2 separate regions of the Homo sapiens genome follow, and region 2 is linked to region 1. Evidence: read pairs that join two places in POLR2A ChIA-PET (ENCODE). Cell type or tissue: OCI-LY7. All regions are shown on one strand. Each heading gives the region's core, and the rest is flanking DNA. Links, peaks and the distances in the headings are about the cores only.

Region 1 (2,930 bases), core at 163-2,662:
GAGACACATGGAAAGAGAGGAAGCAACGGGGTGGCAGGGATGTTCCAGGCTCTTTTTTATCTTTATTTTTATTTTATTTTTTCACCAGGCTCTTTTTTGTTCTTATGGGAACTAATAGAACAAGAATTCACACATTATCTCAAGGATAACACCAGGCCATTCATGAGGGATCCACTCCCATGACTCAAACACCTTATTAGGAATCACATTTTAATATGAGATTTGGAGGGGTCAAACAACCAAATCTTAGCAAATGACACAAAAATATTCCCCTAACTCCTTTTAAAAAATTGCGTAGAAGCTTTGCTTTTCACATGTAAGTCTTTCACCCACCTGAATCATTTTTTGTATATTGCATGAAGCAAAATGAGGGAGAAAGAATGGATAAAATCATTAGTCCTCTATACTTCCTGTCAAAGATGAGACAGCCTATGTGCCTTACCTTTGAATAGAATGTCTGATTAACCATGCTAACTCATGCCTTCAAATTTTGTGACAATTTCACCTGCTCCACTTATTTCAGGGCTTTCTAATGTAAATAAAGAAGATTTTGTTTTTCTGGAAGTTGCAATATATGGCAAAGCACTTCTTTTTTCCTATGTGATAAGTAAGATGGGAAATAGTAAATGGAAGAAAAAAATCAACTCTATCAAGGCTGTTGCTTTGCTGCAGTCAACGGGGAGCTATATTGGAACTGAAGAACTGATCAGCAAAGAAAGAATGGGAAAAAGATAAATGTGTTGTCACTTGAGTCAGATAATCGTAGTTTGACTACTATTTAACTTCAGTTTAATGTGGCTTAATTTTTTTTAAGCAATGTGAGTTTCCAGAATGAAAGTCACACTCAAGTATATATGTATAAGTACACTCCAAAAACAAGAATAAATAATTATTTCAATTTTTCCCACTTGGATAAATGGGCATTCTTCTTATCCTTTATTAGGATAGCAGTAAGTAATAATTAGTTATTTAGCAGAGCCTTCTATTTGTACATTGGTGAAAAATGGGGTTTCTACAATACCAGGAACATGCTAACACAGCTTTTTCCCATATCTGGTTATGTGAATGGATTTACTTAATAGATATTTCTTAAGTGTTTTCTATCCAGCTAAAACATATCTGAACAAGAAGGCAGAACTTGCCTGACTAAATCTGGCTGTCCAGCAAACCCTTTAGTTGTATGCAACTCCAATGCAGTAGTGTGTCTCCCTCGCACCTAAGCTAATGAGTCCTCTGAATTACCCTCTTTCTGAAGTCATTTTTGGCTTCTCATGTCACTATCCACCATGCCAGATAGTGCTACACCACTTCAGGAGCCTAGCTTGGTCAATAGAATACAGAGACAAAAAAATGCAAATACAACATCGTACCTATCGTCAACTATAATTGTACACTTAAATATTTGCTAAGAGGGTAGATCTCATGTGAAGTATTTTTACCAGAATTAAATAATTTTTAAAGGATTTATGCCCATTAGTTCTTTCACAGATTAACATAAGGACAAAACAGGAAGAAGGTGGGAGAGTGCAAATACAGCTCTCACAACAAGCCTATAATTAGGGGAAGTGAGAGTTGTGATATTATCTTTCACAGATTGCTTGAAAAATTATCATAATGAGGGAAATGTAAGTAAAGGTCAAGACTGAGGAAGGCTAAAATCATTTACATGAATGCTTTAGAAGAAGCTGACTTATTTTACATTGCCTACTTTTGGAAAGGAGTTGCTAAATAGAGTTTATTACTCTTCTAAAGTACAGTAACAGGAAGAAGAACAAACTGAGATATGAAGACAATTTTTTTTTATTATGAGCTGACTTTATTTTTTTATTTTTTTTATTATACTTTAAGTTTTAGGGTACATGTGCACATTGTGCAGGTTAGTTACATATGTATACATGTGCCATGCTGGTGCGCTGAATGGATTTCATTTCATGAAATTGACACAGGAAGTGAAAGTTGTAATCAGGCTATAATTATAGACCCTGGTAGTTTGCCTTTTAAGTGAATTCAGTTATGTAAAGGATACATGTGTTAATGATTTTTACGCTTCTGACAGATTACCAGCCTCCTAAGTTAAGGTGCTATATCTTTTTCAGTAATTATTACTATTCGTGACATCTTAAATAAAATACCTTTAGTTGATACAGACCAGTGGTAAAATTAACTAAAGACCAAACCAGAAAAATACACTGTGAGACAGCTTTAGAAAATGCCCTATTATTTACTTATAGAAGGTTTAACTTTACTTTTTTTTAGAAAAGAAATTCAGCCTTTTGTGATAACAATTTAAAGACATAATGTCATAGCACAGCATTCTGAAGAAGTGAATTTAACACAATTATATTATACAAGCTTGGGATTCATATTGATTTATTAGAATTATATGAAACCTATCCTCTGAAGAGCTCCAACATGCCCTAATTGAACTCCAAGAATTTGTCTGATAACTCTCTCTTGGGAAAATTAGATGAAAGCTTGCCCTAGGAGTGATTAAGAGATTTATGGGATTTATACACCAACATGAAAGCTCAGGATTTTAGGCTTGTAGTAATTGTTTCCAATCCTAAGTCCCAAAACTCTGACTCTACTATTGAGATATCTTAAAAGCTATTTCAAAATGTGCTTCAGGAGTCACACAATGTTGTTTAATTCAAACATGACTTTATACTTTTTTTGATGTGATTTATACTGTAACACACAAACACACAAACCAACTTGTTCAAAAGTGCTAAATACCAAATGTTAACACATTGGAGAGCATTAATGCCTGATCTTTCGCTGTCAGGCACAAATTTCAAAATAATATTTGCTTGGACATCTCTTTCCATACAATTGAACTTCTTATAAATGCAATATTAATTTTTTGAAATACATGTAGCTTTTCATACGTGGCTTTTTATTAATTATTCATGAGTGTGATATCTGTCACA
Region 2 (2,930 bases), core at 130-2,629, 58 kb after region 1:
AAGACTTAAAGATGGCAGGTTAATATAATAGAGACTTTAAGCCTTAGTCATAATTGTGGCTGAATGCTGTATATATATATCTGGAAACAAAATTATAACACTAAGTAGATTAGTTGTGACACAGGGCCAAAGAAGCATCTTAAGAACAGATGTTTTACATGTTGTTCTCTTGCATACCCAGTTTAATCCCTAAGAAAGAATTATATTCACTTAATTACAGTAGATTTGAGCGACTCGGTTTACCATAATCCATGGAGAAGAACCAGCCTTTAACTGATCTTGTGCCAATTCAAATATATGGCTGCTTTCTCCAATGTTTCTCAAGACCTCTTTGTTAGAGAACACATAGCTCTAACTTGTGTCTATGTCTGCACAATACATACGTACCTGGTTTTCTGGGGTATCAGAGTGAAAATCACTCTTTAGGAGGTAGATTCCCGTAACTGTGAAGAGGCACACACTCTGGAATCAGACTACCCAAGTTCAAATCTCACTGAAACACTTTCTAGCTATGACGCAGAGGAAGCTAATAATTTCTTCATGCCTCAGGTTTCCCAGCTTTAAAATTGGGCTAAAAGAGCATTAACCTTACAGAACTATTATGAGGAGTAAAGGAGATAATCTATGCAAATATATGCAGAGTGTTTAGCTCAGCCACTGGTACAGAGAAAGTACTCAGTAAATATTAGTTATTACTACTTGTGGTAGTACTTGAATAGTAAAATGAAAATTCCATTTAATTTTTCAGCTTATTATATAGCAATTAATTTGTTGTTCTTCATGGTAAATTAACCAGTTTACAGATTAATCACAGTTAAGCTGGAGCAGGAACCCAAGATGCAGCTGTCTTCTCAGCTCAATGTGGTGGCATAGGCTCATCATCACTGGTGATTCCTAACCTTTCTAAAGTATGGAAGAAAAGGAACCAAACCACTCATAGGCGCTCTGAATTCAAATGTCTGTGACACTGAAAACATATCTTAGCCTATCATACTGTTAGTTGTAACTAACACATACTGTTACTTGTAACAAACAACCCCACACTTTCAGCAGCTTATATCAACAAAATTTTGTTTTTCACTCATGCTTATATCCAAGTCAGATCAGCAGGGGGCTCTACTCTTTGCAGTAACTGAGAGGCCAGACTGAGAGAGCAGCCATCTTGGCAAATGTGCTTGGTCACCATGCCAGAAAAAAAGGAAACGTGGTAAATTGTGCATTGGATCTTAATGTTTCCACCTGGAGAAACACGCATCACTTCCAGTCCCATTTCATTGGCCATAACAAGTCATGTGACCATCTAAAGTGGAAGTATAATAGGAAGTCCTATTCTACCATTCCCGGAAGGAGAAAAGCTAGAAACATCTGGGAATCAGCACCAATCACAGACATATTATAAGAGGACTGTGCTAGACACTCTTAGTGATGCAGAGATAAAGAAAACCTTGTGACCGTGCAGGTAAGTAGACACTCCGTAGCATATTCACATATGACTAAGACAAACCAGCACTTTCTAAGATTGGTTTACTTTGGCCACATGGGAAAATAAACCAAAACAATTTATTGCAGGGATTCTCCCCAAGGGTGATTTTTGTCCCTCAGGGAATATTTGGGAATCTCTAGAGACATTTTTGGTTGTCTCCTTTTGGGGTGTGAATGTTGATACTGGCACCTAGTGGATAGAGGCTAGGATGGCTATACCTCAGCAAAGAATTATCTGGCCCCAAATGTCAATAGTTAAGAACTCTGGGCTCTTATAATTTTCACGCTTTTCTCACACACATGCCTTAATCTATTGAAATGAAAATTATGCCTTCGAAATGTCTATAGTTGAGACTATATACACCAATACTCATGAAGTCCCACTGTGCTCTATCACTGCACATTTTATGTCCAGGCATATGGACTTCTATTCAGAAGTGCAGATTTAGTATATTCATTTTGAGCTCCAAATGAAAGAGTTGACTATATTTTCAAAAATATCTTGTAATTCAAACTTAAAACACTGCCCTTCAAAACAGTACCATAAATATATCCTCCAACTTGATGAAAGCAGCAGTCTGTCCCATTGGAAAAACAACACGGCATGACATAATCGGACACTGACCATTGACGATAAGCTTCATGTGAGAGCTATTGTGAGATCTTTTTTACAAGAGCACATTTTTCTAAGAGCAGTCCCTGCCACGATAGGAGCAGTCAGGAAAAGATCTACTGTAAGTGACCAAGGAAAGGGGTGTGTTTAAGCTCAGTGGTTCTAATTGAGTTTGTGAGACAGGCTTTGTCAAACACAGTTGAATGCAGAGGCGAAAGGCATGTGGAAGGAATTTTTTATACTTAACGGTGGGGAACTATTAGTAAACTACACTGAGGAATCTTTGATCTTTCAGCATCAAATTGTGTTAGAATTTAGGTTTAATGTTATTTCCCAGAGGGTAAGTTTTGTTTCCTAGTCTGAGCCTCAAGCCTTGCAGAAGAACTGACTCCGGAACTGACTACCTGGCAAAAGGATATTTGTGGGTTGTTAATTTGTGAATCAGAAGGCAAACCCTGGCCCAGCAGTATGTTAATCCCGATGGCTGAGAGGGAGCCAATATGATCACAAGAATGCACACAGCTTGGGGTCTTAGAAACAGCTTAAGAAAGCTTCAACTATGTTTGGAATGTACCGAATCAATAAATTGCTAATTTTTCCACCTGTGTGTTAGCCTACTTACTCTTCAGGGAGTTGAGGCTTGTAGTGCAAATACAATCCAAACACTTTATTAATTGCTCAGGCTAAAACAGGTCAAAGGAGCATGCCTAAGCTCAGTTTGAAATTCTTTTACTTACAAGGTTCCTGCAGTCACAGGGGAAATTTAATTGCTGTGCAAATTCTTCGTCAAAAAATTGGTCCCTTTTGTATCTGTCCTTGGTGAATACCAGCCATT

What was found. ChIA-PET counts read pairs that join two places held together with the same protein. Peaks named below come from ENCODE experiments on the same cell type or tissue, not always from the same donor. Only the 100,000 strongest peaks of a DNase experiment are listed, where the experiment ranks them.
Region 2: POLR2A ChIA-PET joins it to region 1 with 15 read pairs; 5 of 35 experiments call an interaction of 5 or more read pairs at or near these places.

Annotation. Positions count from the first base shown.
Region 1 is chr3:67,047,239-67,050,168 of GRCh38, reverse strand. No RefSeq gene overlaps it. Among named protein-coding and RNA genes, the nearest start is that of KBTBD8, 50 kb to the right of the region's middle. RefSeq lists a silencer at 2,009-2,068. In OCI-LY7, for the core only: no CTCF peak of the experiment used is centred there; DNase peaks (open chromatin) are centred at 1,278, 1,568 and 1,948; H3K4me3 peaks cover 1,814 bases; H3K27ac peaks cover 2,500 bases.
Region 2 is chr3:66,988,755-66,991,684 of GRCh38, reverse strand. No RefSeq gene overlaps it. Among named protein-coding and RNA genes, the nearest start is that of KBTBD8, 8.1 kb to the left of the region's middle. RefSeq lists enhancers at 1,420-1,479, 1,485-2,234, 2,235-2,930. In OCI-LY7, for the core only: CTCF peaks have their summits at 1,055, 1,467 and 1,670 (motif pointing left); DNase peaks (open chromatin) are centred at 1,194 and 1,674; H3K4me3 peaks cover 984 bases; H3K27ac peaks cover 910 bases.